Linked DNA regions of Mus musculus: region 2 is linked to region 1. Evidence: chromatin loops called from intact Hi-C (ENCODE). Cell type or tissue: left cerebral cortex. All regions are shown on one strand.

Region 1 (8,000 bases):
ATTTATTTATTATTATATGTAAGCACACTGTAGATATCTTTAGACAGTTCAGAAGAGGGAGTCAGATCTCATTACAGATGGTTGTGAGCCACCATGTGGTTGCTGGGATTTGAACTCAGGACCTTTGGAAGAGCAGTCAGTGCTCTTAACTGCTGAGCCATCTCACCAGCCCCAAGATTTGGTATATTTCTAACTATGAAATATTCAGCAATAAGAGGAGACAGTAGAACATGCACATTGAATAAGATGGGCATAAAAGGCCAAGCACTGCATGCTTGCATTGTTAATATGAAGTGTACAGAAATGTAAGCGTGTAGAGAAGGCACATTGCCAGGCACCAGGATTGAGAATGCGAACTGAACCCACATGGAGTTACAGAGGACCTGTCTGAGGTAGGAGCATCGGAACTTGGATTTCAGTATGACTGTACATTTACTACAAGGTACTGAGGATGGCTAAGTTTGTGAAATGTAGATTACAGTTCAATGTGATGGCTTAAGTGGTAAACACCTCTAGTACTCTGGTATTTGAACACTTGGTCCCCAGTTGGTTACTTAGGTGTGGCCTTTCTGGAGGAAGTGTATCAGTAAGGGTGGGCTTTGAGGCTTCAAGCCTAAGCACCATTCCAGGTGAACTCTCTCCTTTCTGCTGGCCTAAAATCTGAGTCCTCAACTTCCTCTTCCTACCAGCATGCCTTCATTTGGCCTATAACCTTCTGAAACATAAAGCCAAGTAACCATTTTCTTGTAGAAGTTGCCTTGGTTGTTGTATTTTATCAGAGCAATAGGAAACTAGCACGCCTAATAAAACCTCCAAACCAAAACTGTGTTCCCAAGACCAGCAGCACCAGCTCTGCCAAGGCACTCGTCAGCAGTGCAAATGCTCAGTTTCAGTAGAGCAGCAACTCTGAGGGGGAGTTTCCAGCCATTTGTGTTTAGCCATGCCTTCTTGCTGATTCTGATGCAGGCTGAATTGTGAGAATTGCTGCTATAGAATACAGAGAGTTCATTGGAGATGTACTGAGAGTATTATCTCGTTTTTGTACATTCAATCTACACTGTTCCTGTAATTGCAAGAAAGGTTTAAATTAAGGGTTGTTCTAGTAGAGTTAAAGGAAATTACAGGGCAATGTGAGTAAAAATAAACTTCTTTCATGTTCTTGATGTGTTCCCCTAAGAAGCTTTATGATTGTAATGTTTGTGTGCCACATGTTAGTAAATTCCTGTGCTCTTTTAGGCTTGCCTTCATTAACGAATATAGCATAAACAGGTTCATTTGCCATAACAATGGTGGAAGTTTAGATCCTTGAAAGGAATTATTTCTCCTAAATATTTACATGGTGTAATGTAGTAGAAGTGTGCAGTGATCCTGCAGACATGAAGATGTGGCTATTGATAAAGAATAAGTGGAGCAGCTGTCTGGACTGAGCTACACTGCACAGGCTATGCGATAAGCGACACAGAGAGTCTTGCCCTAGGGCACAGCTTATACACGGCATATGCTTTTGGGATGCTTTTCAGCATTGGCTGGATACCCAGAAGGAGTTCTGATGGCAGGGGCTGTTTCACAAGGGCCCGGTGATCCAACCTGGTTGCTCTTTGAAGTGATAGGTTGAATTTGTACCTAGAGGGGAAGTTGACGTGTTACCCCTCTGAGAGGATGCTTATGTTCCTTTTGTGGGGAAATGCAAGTGTTGGATGGGAAAGAATAAGAGGGATGGGAGCCAGAGCATGGAAATGATAACTTCAGCTCACTTGTCTGTGGAATGGAATCAGGGTTGTGAACAGTAGAAGTTAAGAAAGGATTAATTAAAGAGTGTGGTGCAAGCCGGGCGTGGTGGCGCACGTCTTTAATTCCAGCACTCCGGGACAGAGGTAGGTGGATTTCTGAGTTTGAGGCCAGCCTGGTCTACAAAGTGAGTTCCAGGACAGCCAGGGCTACACAGAGAAACCCTGTCACGGAAAAAAAAAAAAAAAAAAAAAAAAAAAAAAAAAAGTGTGATGCAAACTTTATTGCTGTAGATGAAAGAGCTGAGCTTTTGTTGCAAACTCTCTTCCTCTGTATCTAACCTTCTCTCTCTTGCAGTACGTCCCTACTTGGTGTGTTCTTTGTTTTTCAGACATGGTCAGCTATAGGCCAGGCTGGCCTCATTCTCACTCTTGATTCCCTGCTCAGCCTGCCCAGTGCTGAGACTGCTGGACTAACCACCTATACTCTCTCCTTGTCTTCTAAATTAAATTTCCCCCTCAGTCGCCCTCTCTGACTTTGTGACTCGCTCTCAATCATTTGTTTAGTGGTTTGCTTTTACTGTTTAAGCTCGAGCTCATACTACTCAGCAGTAAGTTATCGAGCTCTTAGTGGGGTGTCAGAATACCATGTTCTCTCTGTCTAAGATTCTGAGTTTTTGAAGTCTGGCTATACAATAAAGAAAATTTGGAATAAGTTTCATTGAGAATGATTTTAGCATGCTTATTACTAGACAGATTTTCCTTCATGCGGTGATGGTAAACTGTCAGGTTGAATCGTCTAGAGTCACCTAGGAGATGTGCCTCTGGGCACCTCTGTGAAGGGTTATCTTAATGAGGTTGATGTGTGAAGACGTGGTTCCCTGGGCTTGCGTCCTGGACTACATGGAAGCTAGCCCAGCATTTCTATTCCCCCTTTCTGCCTCCAGACCGTTGATGCAATGCAGCAGACTGCTTCTATTGCTGCCAGGACTTAACCCTTCATGAGGGCCAGTATTCCCCAAATGAGAACCACAGCAAGCTCTTTAGTTGCTTTTGACTGGGTGGGTGTTGTATCATAGCAACAAACAAATTCAACAAGGTATATTTAAAGGTTTAAACAAGTAAAATGAATGAAGCAGACTTCTCAATTCAAATCCATGTCTCTGTAAATTAAAATCAAATTGGAATAAGAAAATGCAGCTAATATTTTATCATGAGCAGGTACAAATTGAGTACATAAGAAGTTTCTGTTTTAGAGTTAACTGTTAATCAAGGGGATCATTAAACTTTCCGTTGTTGGGAGGCGGGGGAACTTGGGAGTAGGATGACGTGTTTTCAGGTCCATGCATTTCAGAGTACTGGTGACAAACGTTCAGATGATAGACTTGAAGCCCCCGCAAGCTCAGGGCGTCCTGCGTCATGTACCACGTTTCTGTCTCATGTCAGTGATGACTCTGGAGCTGAGCTGCTTCTCCTGTCCTGCATTTAGCAGGGCCTTTGCCTCACCGTATGGCTGGCTCTGTGGCGTCCTTAGTGGAGCCATGTGCTTTTTATAGTAATTTTAAGTTGGTCTCATACATAGGTGGAGTGGGGATGAAAAATTTTTCAAAATGAAAGAGGATAAAGGTGTGGGAAAAGAATTGCTGTACTTCTTGTGGAAGGCACACAGAAGGAAAGGTAGGGCTTTCTGTCTTTGCCCCTCCCATTGCAGTTGTTTATACCTCAGAGGACGTTTTTACTCATGGTATCAGTCTTTGAATCCAGTAGAGTTGTCAGAATACCTCTACTGGTATCAAAATAGAGGTATTTTGATAGCAGTCGAGGTCCGTATGCTGTTTTAACACATTGAGACATCAGGTGACATAGCCTGTGATACTCTGAGGCAGGTTCTTTGCTTAAATGCAGGCTTTTTTGTTGTTGTTTGATTCTTTTTAAAAATATAGATTTTATTTTTATTCATGTGTGTTGGTGTCATGTCTAGCTCCAGGTGCCCTGGAACTGTTGGGTACTGGGAACTTCACTCCATTCTCTGGATGAGTAGCAGGTGCTCCTGCCTGCTTCACCCAGTCTCCAGTTCTTCAAAGACAGAGCCTCAGGTAGCGTAGACATGGCTCCAGTTTATAATATTGACAAGGCAAACATTGAACTCCTGTGCCTTTGCCCCCACTGCCCATTGGGAAGACAGGCATGAGGAGAGTGCCAGTTTGTTTGCTTTGTTTTTTTGTTTTTACTATATTTTGTTTGTTAATAGCATGAGAAAATTTGTTGCTAGTGCTATTAGGAACCTCAGACTCCAAGTTCAAGTTCTGCTTGACACTTGTTGATTTGGATCTGCCCCTTTAAGGCGTCTTTTGTGCTTATAAAGTGTTCTTTTCATCTACAGTGCTGTGAAATTGTGGGAAAATTAGCCAGGGGAACTTGGTTCTGTTGAAATTGCTCTCTAGGCAACTGATAGGATATCCATGTGGGAGTGCGTGGAGGTCTCCCGCATGTCCACTCTAAGCCTCCCAGGCTTGTAGTGGATCCTCTGCGTGGTAACTGCACCATTGCTGATGGTGTTCTCAGGAAAATAAATGGTCATTGTTTGGAATAGTGCTGGGACTTTCCCCAACTGCTGACTGAGGAGTTGTTCCCAGCCTGCCTGCCTGCCTGCCACCAGATGGTGCTAGAGCTACACACGTAAAGGCAAATGCAGCTGCAATGCAGAGGCAATGTGCGCTCTCTCTCTCTCTCTCTCTCTCTCTCTCTCTCTCTCTCTCTCTCCTTCCCTCCCCCTCCCTTCCTCCCTCCCCCCAGCTCTGTCCCTCCTTCCATTCCCCCCCCCTCTTTCCTTCTTTCTTCCTTCCTTCCTTCCTTTCCTTGCTGACCTTCCTGGCATGCTTTGAAATGGGTTCACACCAGTTGAGCCAGTTGACCACGGACAATATATTAGTGATGGAAACTTAGGGCCATGCAACTTGTCTTTCCTGTAAAAGTTGTCTTGATGCATTGGCCTGTGTGTAAAACTGACAGTGTGAGGTTTCTGCATCCTTTTAAGTAGCCACAAAAACACCATGTTTACAGTAATCTAAAGGTGATGTTCAGAGGACATTACCAACAAAATATGCCTGCCCAGATTTTAAGTCAAAATAGAATAATTTATAACTGGGTACATTTCAAAATATTAACTATTGTTTAATAGTAGAGTACCTTATCAGTTAGCAATTATACTTAAATTTGAAGTGTTTTTTAAATTACAAATAAATATGACTTGGGTATTGCAGAAAATAAAAGGAATACTTTTTGTTTAAGTTACTCACATATTATATGAAACAATTATCTTTGTTTACACATTTATTTTGAAGGTAAACTTATTATGGTCATACAGTTTTGTTAGTTTTTTCTCTTAATTTATCTTGAATATTTTACATGAAATCAAAATCTCTTAGGATGATAATTTTGATTCACAAGCTGGTTTTCCATTCATTGACTCTTTAATGATAGGCATTTGGATTTCCAATTACTTTTGGTCCCTTCTTAACCAAAATTTATTTCTCTGTGTTGTTTTATATTTATTTCATATTAACGCTAAAAATATATTTCTAGATCGGGAAGAAAGGGTAGCTTTTGTAACTTTTGCTCGAATTTTTATTTTACCACCAAGCTTTGTAGTTAAATACAAAGATCATCAACAGATCACTTCTGTTTTTGTTACTGGTTGGTTTCTCGTTTGGTTCTTGAGTCAGGGTCTCTCTATAGCCTGGACTGACTTGTGATCTTGCTACCTCTCAGCCCCCGCCCCCAACGCTGGAGGTGGAGGCGTAACTGCCACGCCCAGCTTGGTAACCCTCCTATTCAGAAGGATTGAGAATGCTCTGAAATGGTAAACTCTACTAAATACAGATTTAAGAGAGCTTGGTTGTATTCCTTAACATCCAATCCTTGAGACTCTTCTGTTTGTGGAATTTGAATTTTAGGTTTATTACCTGTTCTTGAGATATAAGCCAATATTCATTCATACTTCATAACAGACTAACTCACGGGCAGAGCAGGGAGTTGCTGTGTGTGTTGTTAGTTTCTCTTAAAGGATAATAATACAGTAAACAGAATAGAATAAGATGAAATAAAAACTGACCCGCTGAAGTTAGACCAGACAAACAGCTGGAAAAGAGTCCAGGAGAAGGCACAAGAATCAAAGACTTCATGTTTCCTAATACTGAGATGAGAGGACAGTTTCTCTATGAATGTTTCCAGCCTGAAAAGTTGCAAGAACTATGTTTAAAAAGTTATTTTGAAGACTTGAGTGGAATGTAGCTTTTTAGGGTAGCAGAGGTGTAATACATATATTTTAGGAAGGCAAAAGGAAGGAATTACATTCTTAGGAAGAATTAGAAGCACACCAGTCTGTGTTAATGGAAGAATTCTGCCCTTGCAGTTGCTTTTTGATTTTTTTGGTTTTGCTTCTTTTTGTTTTTAAATCTCAGTCACTATATTTTTATTTAAGCAAATTATTTCTTAATTAAATTCTCCCATCAACATAAGGAAGGAAGTAATTTATTTTAAAATTAGAGGAAACAGCAAAGCTATTTTCGTATTTGGAGAATGGATAGAGAAGACGCTTTATGGCCTTTCAAGTGAATGTGGGAACTGTTTGTACTTTCCAGAAAAACCAACAAACAAGGCAGACCTAGGTTTTCTTATGCAGAGAATCTCACTGTTTCATCTTTTGTAAAAAAGAAAGCAGAAGGCACCCTGTTCTCCTAGTTTCCCAGTCACTATGACAAGTACTTACAAAACTAGCCGAAAAGGCTTTATCAACATACAGTCTGTCCGTGTGAGAGCTGAGAGATTTCACTTCTGTAATCGAAGTATCTCTTTAAAAAAAAAATCAGTTATTTATTTATGATGTATTTTATATAAGCAACATTATTGGGTTTTATTTGAGGATTAAAAATAGCATTTTTATTGAGAGAGTTTTGGGGATTATTTTTTAGTGAGTTGAAAATAATTGTTTCTATATTGTAGGTATTTGACTTTTTAGGTTATGAGGGTGTAGCTTATTTTTTTGTTTTTGTTTTTGTTTTTGTTTTGTTTTGTTTTTGTTTTTGTTTTACTTAAAGAGTTACAGACAACCCCAAAATCGTGTTTAGGTAAAATGTTTCTAAAATTACCTATTTATTTCTTGAGACTCAATATACTAGCACGTAGATATGAGGAAGTGGAACTCCACGTCAGCTTCTGTAATCAGCCTTTTACAAGTGCAGTATGTCAGACATCTCCATTTAGGTGTTGTCTTAGCTGTATAGTTTAGAAGGAGCGTCTTTATTCTCTGAGCGTCTCAAAACATTAGTTCATTTACAACTTTATCACTTACAACTTTATCACTTACAACTTTATCACTTAAAATGGCCCCAAATAATAAGTTCTGATTACTCCTGTTGGCTTTATGTTCAGATAAACACAGTAATCAGATTGTTATATTAAGGTTAGAATACTGGAGAGAAACTTGCTTTTTAAATATAATGCTCTGTACATCTTTGCAGATGCTGCTTTCACAAAGCTCGACGTTGTTTTCTTCATATCCCTGGATTTTACAGGCCATCAGCATAGTTCCCTGCCGTTGGCTGGGAGACTGCCACTAAACAGAAAGTGCCTGATTAATCTGACATGGGTCCTGCTGAGTGGCTTCCCTTGAACTTGGAACAGGAATAGGGCTGTAGAGGGACGTCCTCAGTAAGTTCCCTTGGTAAAAATTGTCACCCTCTGATTTATTTTGAGTTTAGATACATACATGTCTTAGGCCATATATGTTTTATATCTGAATAATCTTCCTTTAGATCATTTAGCTTTCTGACCCATGATTAGTACTCAACTGTTTATTGGGTCCACATTGCTCAGTAAATATGGTATATAAAATTTACTACATTTTATATTGATTTAATTGTGTTAATCTAAAATCTTTGGGTGCAATGTGTCACATCTGTTTTGTATTCCTCAGTTTAAAAGAAGTGGCAGTATGGAATTTGGAGGAATATTTATTATCTGAGTATTTTTCTTTGCAAAAGTTTCCCCTTAGTTTGTTGAGAAGGATAACCTTCAAGAGAAAGTGAATCATTTGGCAAATTCTCAGGTCTCCAACAACTAAAGGCCAGTTAATTAAAATTTTACCTTACCATTTAAATTCACTTTATTTAAATAGTTGGAAGTATAATATAAATAGTTTGGAAAATTCTGGAAATAATATAAAGTACATTTGTGTAAAGTTTTTTAAATATTCTTTTCTTTTAATAATGG
Region 2 (8,000 bases), 180 kb after region 1:
CAGTGCTGCACCCCACATAAGCGGGGAACGTTCAGGAAAGTGTAAATACCACTTGATTTGCGCAGCCTGCTGAGTTGTGGTAGATACCTAATCTGGGGAGATCTCTGATTCCTTGACTCCGAAATTAGCATGTAAGTGCAGAAACCTAATAGCTAACCAGAGACAAACTCTATAATAAACCCAATAAGGTTTAATTGTTTCTATTTGTAATCTAAAATGACCTGGCTGGATTGCTGTGTCTTGGGCTAGAGCCAGGTTCCTTTCTTTATTTAATATACGTTTGCTACCAGCTGCCGAGGGAGCCTTCCTGTCTGTATTATTAATATGCTATAGGCCTTTGGTTTCCAGTATCATCTCTTTGGAATTTCTGTCTCAGATCCTGTGCAAATGAACATAATCCCCTGGCAGGAAAGGCATTGCAGAGTCCTGGCATCAGGCATAGAGCCTCTGGGTTTCATGTGAGGAATGCCAGATGCTGTTGGCCTTGGCCTTCTCCTTGGTTAGCATCTTTGCACCAGAGGAAACATCTACCTCCCAACCCCCAACCTGAGTCGAAATCTTGACAAAGAGGAAGCAAGCCTTGGGGTTCTCTAGCTGAAAAGACGAAAGCACTGGCTCATGGGGACTCGTGTAATTATTCTCCCAAGACAGAGAGCATGTAGCACTTTTACAAATATCCCAGACAGGGCTTGGATAAACAACATGGCTTATGGTAAGGGTACAGTCACCTTCTGGGTTTCTGATTAACAGGAAGAACTTTTGCTCTTTAATGTTAATTGCTTGGCATCCATCCTGGAGAAAAAAAAAGACTACATCTTCTCTGAAAGAAGGCAGAGGATGCAATTGGTACAGGGTCCTGGCTGCTTCAGAGGCGGAGAGGATATGTTATATAGTCCATCCATCAGGGCCTACAAAGATATTCAGGGCTGACTGAGTGGAAATCCAGACCTGTATGGGAAAATCTAACCCGGAGGCCATCAGCTCGCTATTCACCTACATGACCTTCACTGAGCAGACAATTGAGCCACACACATCATTCTGGGATGAGCAGGAGCGGTTACACATCATCTCTGACCCAGGGGAACTAAAGGAGAGACACACACGTCCTGTGGTGTCAGGCAAGTCAAAGCAAGCCATTTAATACCTCGGACGTCACTGTCCTCAGCTTGTATAGGGTGGAATGAGGTGACACTCGTCACCCAGTCAGCGAAGTGGTCATCTAGTAGCAAGGATGCGAAGAGGAAAGCATGTGCCGTGTAGAGAAGGGGGTCACACAAAGTTATTAGACTGCTGTTCCTCATTTCTTATGTTCGTTGGTTGTTGATATTAACAATAGCATGTTACCTTTCTCGATGCTGCGTGTACCTGATATAAATAAACGAGAAGCCAGATGTAGCACAGTCTGGTAATTCCCAGTAAGTGGGGGAGCTGTGGCGAGAGCATCATCAGTTAAGTCAAACCTACCTCACCTAAGCTGAAGAATAGGTTCAGAGCTAGCTGGGAAACTTGGTAAGACCCCCATCTCAAAACAAAAGAAAAAGGTTGGGGAAGGAGCTTGGTGGCAGAGTGCTTTCCTAGCAAGTGTGAAGCCCTAGGCTCAGCCCCAAGTACCCCAACCTCCTCCCAAAGAAAATCCTCACAAAAAAAAAAAAAGAAAAGAAGGAGGAATTTGTGTTGGCTAATAGTTTTAGAGGGTTTAGCGGGTGTTCACTTGACTCTCTTGCTGTGGGCCTATTTGAGACAGAGAGTTTGCCCCAGAGAGGTAGAGCAGGGCTGATCATTGAGTGACAGCCAGGAGGCAGCAAGCAAGCCAAAGAGGACCACAGAACAGGACAGGCCCAAAATCATGCCTCCTGTGACCTACTTCTTCCAAGATTCCACCTTCCAATTATGCCATTATATTTTCAGTCCATCAAGGGATAAATCCATTTCTCAGATCAGAGCCTTTAGGATCCTCTCAGTGACTGGCTACCATCTGAGAGCTAACCTTTCAATTCACAGATTTTTTTTTGAAGGACACTGCATGTCCAACCCACAACGACTGATTTCATAAGAAAGGGTCCTTTAGCAAGTGCACAGCACACAGAAGGGAGGGGTGGGCATAGAAGAGTGGGGGAGGTTATTGTTAAGTGCACAAATTGTCTAGTAGTGTCCCTAGGCCATTCCAGGGAAAAGAGACAAAGGTTCTTGGTCTAGGGCCTTGAGGGGAGCTTGTATATTTCCTGAGGCTTTTGTGTGATTTCTATAGTGGAGATTTGGGAAACAGAGGTGGTTTATTTCAATTTATGATTGACATGCCTTCCATCCTACAGCCACTGGCCACAAGAGTAGGCCTCTACCTGCCATCATGTTTGTGGACTGATACCACTTTCACCCCGTGATTGACACCTCCATCCCATCATTGATACCTCCACCCCATGATTGACACCTCCATCCTGTGATTGAAACCTCCATCCCATGATTGATACATCCATCCATTGATTGACACCTCCATCCTGTGATTGACACCCCCATCTCGTGACTGAGTAAAATAGTGTCATCTGGATTAAATGTCCACCATCAGGACTATTTGCTTTCAAGTCTATAATAAGAAAATAGGTCTACATGGTGGTGGTGCACGCCTTCAATCTCAGCACTCAGGAGCAGAGGCAGGTGAATCTCTGAGTTCGAAGCTAGAGCAAGTTCCAGGACAGCCAGAGCTGCACAGAGAAACACTGTCTTGGGGAGAAAAAAAAAAGGATCTAGCAACGTTGTTTTTTGGCTAGAGTCTTGAACAAAGGAAGGTCTGAATGAGGAGAGTTTAGTCTACTGTGTGCACCGAGTCATCAGGGAGACAAAAATAAATCCACTGGAGAGGAAGAAAAGCAATTAAAACAGTCCTTCTCAACAAAGAAGAGGAAAGTATGTATTTACTATGAAACTTTGGGGTTACAAGATGGCTCGGCAGGTAAAACTGCTTGCTTCCCACGCTTGGTATGAATCAAGTCCCTAAAACCATAGTGGGAGCTGACTCCATTTATGCTCTGAAGACTAGGCTGGCCTTGAACTCAGAGATCTGCCTGCCTCTGTCTCCTGTGCTAGACTAAAGGCATGTGCCACCACCGCCTGGCCCATTGCACAGTGCTTAAGGACATGCTCCAAGGGGTCCTCCTGAAGGACAGACTTTCTTCAATAACGTCCACACCTTAATGTCTGTATCACTTTTCAGGAATGCCATCAAAATTTGAAGGCACCAATGGGTTGCTTCCACTGCTAGCTACACTGAGGATCAAGCTTTCAGTGCAGGAGCCTTTGGGGGACACTCACATCTACCCAAAACATAAGAGCGGGTAAGAAGATTGGGCTCAATATGTGTCACAGTGGCCCAGTCTTGGCACCCAATCTCACAAGACTATTTCCTCATCTGTAAAATCAGATTGGAAACAGCAACTATTTCTCACAGTTTTCCAAAAAGCTAGAGCCAGTAGTATGTGTGCAGAGTAGACCAGGAGGCAGAAGACTCAGAAAACAGTTCTGTCTGGTCTAAAAACAGGCTGCTTGCTGAGTTCCTTGCTCTTGGGGGATGAGTCTTTGCTCTTATTCGGCCCTCAGCTGATTAGACAAGGCTACCCCCAGTCCTGGGTTGTATACTTCTTTACTCTGTCTAGAGGTATACATTTTAATGTCATCTGACATCCTGAATGTTAGACCAAATATCTAAGCATTCTACTCAGCCAAGTTGACATATAAAATTAATCATCACAGCTGGTCCCAGGGACAGGCTTGGAGATCTAACTAGTCAGGAAATAATAGAAGTCCTCTACGTTCTGAAAGCTTCTCTCCCACAATGAGGGACTCTGTGGGCTGTGTTTGTACCCCACGGCAAGAGTACTGGTACACTGGGAGCTCAGCAGCCCCTGGATGGATCCTTGTTCTTTCTTCTGTCTGTCTAAGCTGACACTCTCCCTCCTAGTCACCCCCAGGTGCACCCCAGCCAGTCCTCAGGTGAGGGGGTCGGGAGAGGCCCTGGAGTTGCCTGATACTAGATACTTCCTTCCTGCCGGATTAAGGAAGTATTGTCAGCATCGAGTCTGTGTTTACCAAATTAACAAATGGACTTCAAGTCAAACACTAGGCGATTTGTGAGATGGATTTCTCAACAACGTGCCAACTGAGGGGGTCGCTCCCAGGTGCCGGGCTGTTTGCCGCTTCTTGGACTACTGGACTTTGACATCATGTCACTTTAAGGTGCTCTTCGTGGAAAGCTGTGACCCTGCCATTCCTTAGGCAGGGCGGAGAGCCTCCACGCAGGTGTTCCGAGGTCAGCTGGAGTCCGGCTTTGCTTTGGGGCCAGCTGCTTTCTTCTGGTCCCAACAGACACAAAGATTCTTGGTCAGTGGCTCCAGAATGGAAAATAAAGTGTGTTGAAACACTTGCTCCCCACTAGGCATCTCCATCATGGGTAGAGCAGGGCCTCCAGCCAGACACTGGCTCTCTGCTAACTGTGGCAAAGACAGCAGAGACAGCAGGGCCCCAGCGCCTGGACCTGCTGTCCGTAGATGCGTGTTTGCATCCTGTCCATGCCTGGGAAGCCACTGCTTCTTTGCCTTGGTACTTAGAGCGTGTCTCAGGATCTGTGGCTGCTCCACTACAGGGGCACATGGTCTTCATACCTCTCATGGGAGAGACCCCCAGGGAACACAACGCTTAGCATGCGTACCTTTATGCAGTCGAGGGATGACTGTCTCTTGTAGACCTGTCTTCTGGCCTGCATTTTGTGGCCCACTGTTTGTTAAATGCTATTTACTTTGGAAAGGCATTAAGAGGAAAGAAAACAGTGCCCCAGCACCTTCCCCTGAGCCCCTCTGCAGTAATCGTCTGAAATGTAAAAACTTCACTCGAACCTTTTCCTTTCCTTGGCTCGCTGGACAGCAAAAGAGCTGGTTTAACTGAATTGCCCAGTTGTTTGATGACTCAATCAGTCAGCAAATATTTGTTTTGTGAAGCCTCTGAGTAAAGCGCTCAGTGTTTGATTAAATTGTTTGATGAAACAGAACAAATAGACGTGTCTTTTGGGCCCCTTGTAGACACCGGCTTTGCTCGAGATGTGCGCCACTAATTACCCTCCCACACTAATTACAGATCTGAGTCAAACCCAGCTCTTTCCCTTGAACCCAAAGCTAACCCTGGAAATCTGGTAATGCAATTACTGAGCTTGTTTCAACATGTTGGGGAGAGGGCAAGAGGGGAGAGAGAGAAAAAAGAGAGAATGTGAATTTGCCCCATTTATGAACCCCACAATGAGTGAGGGTTACAAAAAAAAAGGCTCTAGACCCAGGGAATAATACAAGCAGGCCTGTAGAGCTCAGCATGGTCTGGTGTCTGAGATCTGGCTTTGAAAAGAAGCCGGAACCCGCTTTCTTAAGTGGCCTTTAATGTGTTCCTGTGGGCTTAGGGTTTTTATTAGCTTAGTTTTTAATTGATGTCACAACTCAAAGTCAGGAGCATATTTTAAGAAGGAGCAAAGAATGAAAACACTCGGGAAACACACGAAACAACCCAAACTCTAAACCACAACAGTGAAAAACCGTGTCTTGCTTTTACACATCATCTCAGTGTTAGGCATTTGATCTGTCAGATATGCTTGTCATACCCACATAGTTTATAATCCAATATGTTCAGGCAAGAATTTTGGCACAACCTGCCAAGAGCGATCCTGAACTTTCCTTGACACTTTAAAGAGCACGTAATGTGTTGAGGGGTGTGAGGAATGACTGATTTGGTGGGAAGCCTTAACCCTTTCATCTAGGTCTAAGACTCTTTTGCAGATAGACCTTGCTGGAAAACAGAGTCCAGGGAGGACCTGCCACAGGTGCTGGTGACAACCAGGAGTGAGTGCTGACAGATACAGTATCCACCACGGCCCTCAAATGCTTGTGTGTCACTAGGGCTCTGAACTAGAATGTCCTTCGAAGAAGACTTCATGGGAAGATGGCATCCTATTCATTTTTGCCTTGGGATTCCACAGGACTGTTTGGATGACCTAACCCAAGTTTCAAGTTTGCATGTTGAAATCACTTGGAATGCTTAAGAAAATAAGAGAAAACAACAACAATAACAACAACAACAACAACAACAACAAAACCGGTCTATGAAAATCAATGTTGAGTCTGACCTACTACTAACCAACTAGAGTCCCTGCAGCATCCCTCAATGATGAGACTGCATTCCCTGGTGATTCTCACGGACAGATGACTACAGTTCTGCTTCTCATTATATAGATGAGGAAGCTGCGGCCTGTCTTTAGAGGAGACTGACAGTGTCTGGACATAACTCTAAACCAAACACCTATGGATTTGTTTGAATGCCTACAGAGTGCTCAGCCCTTCCCTGCTTGTAAGAAGAGCTTGCCGTTAATAAGCATCCAGCCTCAGAGGTGTGGTCAGGAAGAACTAATGGCTAAAGTAGTCACCGATGTGCAGGCAGGAGCTAAGCTTCATAACATGAGTGCTAATCACAGGAGAGATGCAAACACTGACGGATAGAGGAAAGCATTGCTGGAGTTGGCATTAGAGAAGAGGCCAGTGTCAGCAGGAAGAGAGGCACACTCAAAGGCAAAAGGTGGGACTATATCTTGGAGGCCAGAATGAGTGGTTCCTTATTGTGTCCTTTGGTGGCCTGTTCTGGAGGACATAGGCTTGGAGACAGTGCATGAGGTCTGAGCAGGGATTGAAGGCCGCAAGACTGGTTCTGCCTTCTTAGCAGATGTTTGAAAATGACTCTGTCCAACATGGGACAAACGTAAGGTTAAAATGGAAAGTTAAGAGTGACTAGGTGTGATGGAGCTCTGTTCTGATTGGTTGGTGCACCCAAGTCATAGCAATGTTCACATATTTAAAAAGTCTTCCCTTCTCCACATCCTTGGCTAAATGCTACCCTAGACTTGAGGGCTTCGTTTTAAGACATGGATTTTGGGGAGTTTTGAGGAGAAGGAAGCAGACATGATTGCTAGTGAGGTGGTGTCTTAGTCAGGGTTTCATTTCTGTGAGGAGACACCATGACCCAGGCAACTCTTATAAGGGACAACATTTAATTGGGACTGGCTTTCAGTTTCAGAGGTTCAGTCCATTATCATCATGGTAGAAAGCATGATAGTGTCCAGGCAGGCATGGTCCTGGAGAAGGAGCTGAGAATTCTTCATCCTGATCCAAAGGCAGGCAGAGCTTGAGTACTGGGAACCCTCAAAGTCTGCCTATACAATGACACACTTACTCCAACAAGGCCACACCTCCTAATAGTGCCACTTCCCAAGGGCCAAACATATTCAAACCACAAGTGGTGAGCATTCAGTCACAGGTGGACAAAGAAATCTCAGGTCAATGCTAATCAAAAGTCCCACATCCTCAGGGATCCAACCAGGGACTTCTGATCCTGCCTGTTGCTGTCCACAGCAGTGCATGGACCACGGGCAGACTGGGTCTCTCCCCACTACATACATACGTTTTCCACCAAAGCCACTGGGTCTTACATCATGGTCCTCCCATTGTCTTCTCTTACACTTCCTGCATGGCTGTTACCTCCCCCTTGATCCTGTGGATCAAACCAACCTCTATTTGCTTCATACAAAAGCAGTTCCGAGGTAGGCTAACATACTGAACTAGGAAATAGCTTTTGGAAGTGAGATTGGACAATTTGTTCAGAGCCCCTTTAGGAATCCATGGGAAAACAGGATTTCTCTTGAGTCCGTTCTTCAATCGTGGACCTCATTTTAAATCACGTTTGTTACTTGATGTCATATCTTTCATTTGCTACCTACCAAGAAGCCACTCCCCTCTATGGAAATGGGGCCTGCCACAGAATGTATCAGTTTGGCAAAACCCATGAGATCCATAAAGCTACACCAAGAGCTTCCTTCCAGAACTCTTATCAGACTCCAGTGTGCTTAACTTGATTCTCATAGGAAACTCGGCTCAAAACTCCAGCCTATAGGAACACCATACTTGAATAGCTAAGATGCCTCC

Evidence for each region. Hi-C counts contacts between places; a loop is a spot of excess contacts. Peaks named below come from ENCODE experiments on the same cell type or tissue, not always from the same donor. Only the 100,000 strongest peaks of a DNase experiment are listed, where the experiment ranks them.
Region 2: a loop joins it to region 1, with 2.9 times the contacts of the local background. A loop is called at or near these places in 18 of 42 quality-filtered maps.

Annotation. Positions count from the first base shown.
Region 1 is chr17:86,060,048-86,068,047 of GRCm38, reverse strand. The region is part of intron 14 of Srbd1 (S1 RNA binding domain 1); the gene reads left to right. Among named protein-coding and RNA genes, the nearest start is that of Srbd1, 81 kb to the left of the region's middle. In left cerebral cortex, a CTCF peak has its summit at 4,362 (motif pointing right); a DNase peak (open chromatin) is centred at 4,376.
Region 2 is chr17:85,878,921-85,886,920 of GRCm38, reverse strand. All of the region lies in intron 4 of Gm30117 (a long non-coding RNA gene), which reads left to right. Among named protein-coding and RNA genes, the nearest start is that of Gm30117, 46 kb to the left of the region's middle. In left cerebral cortex, no CTCF peak of the experiment used is centred here; no DNase peak of the experiment used is centred here.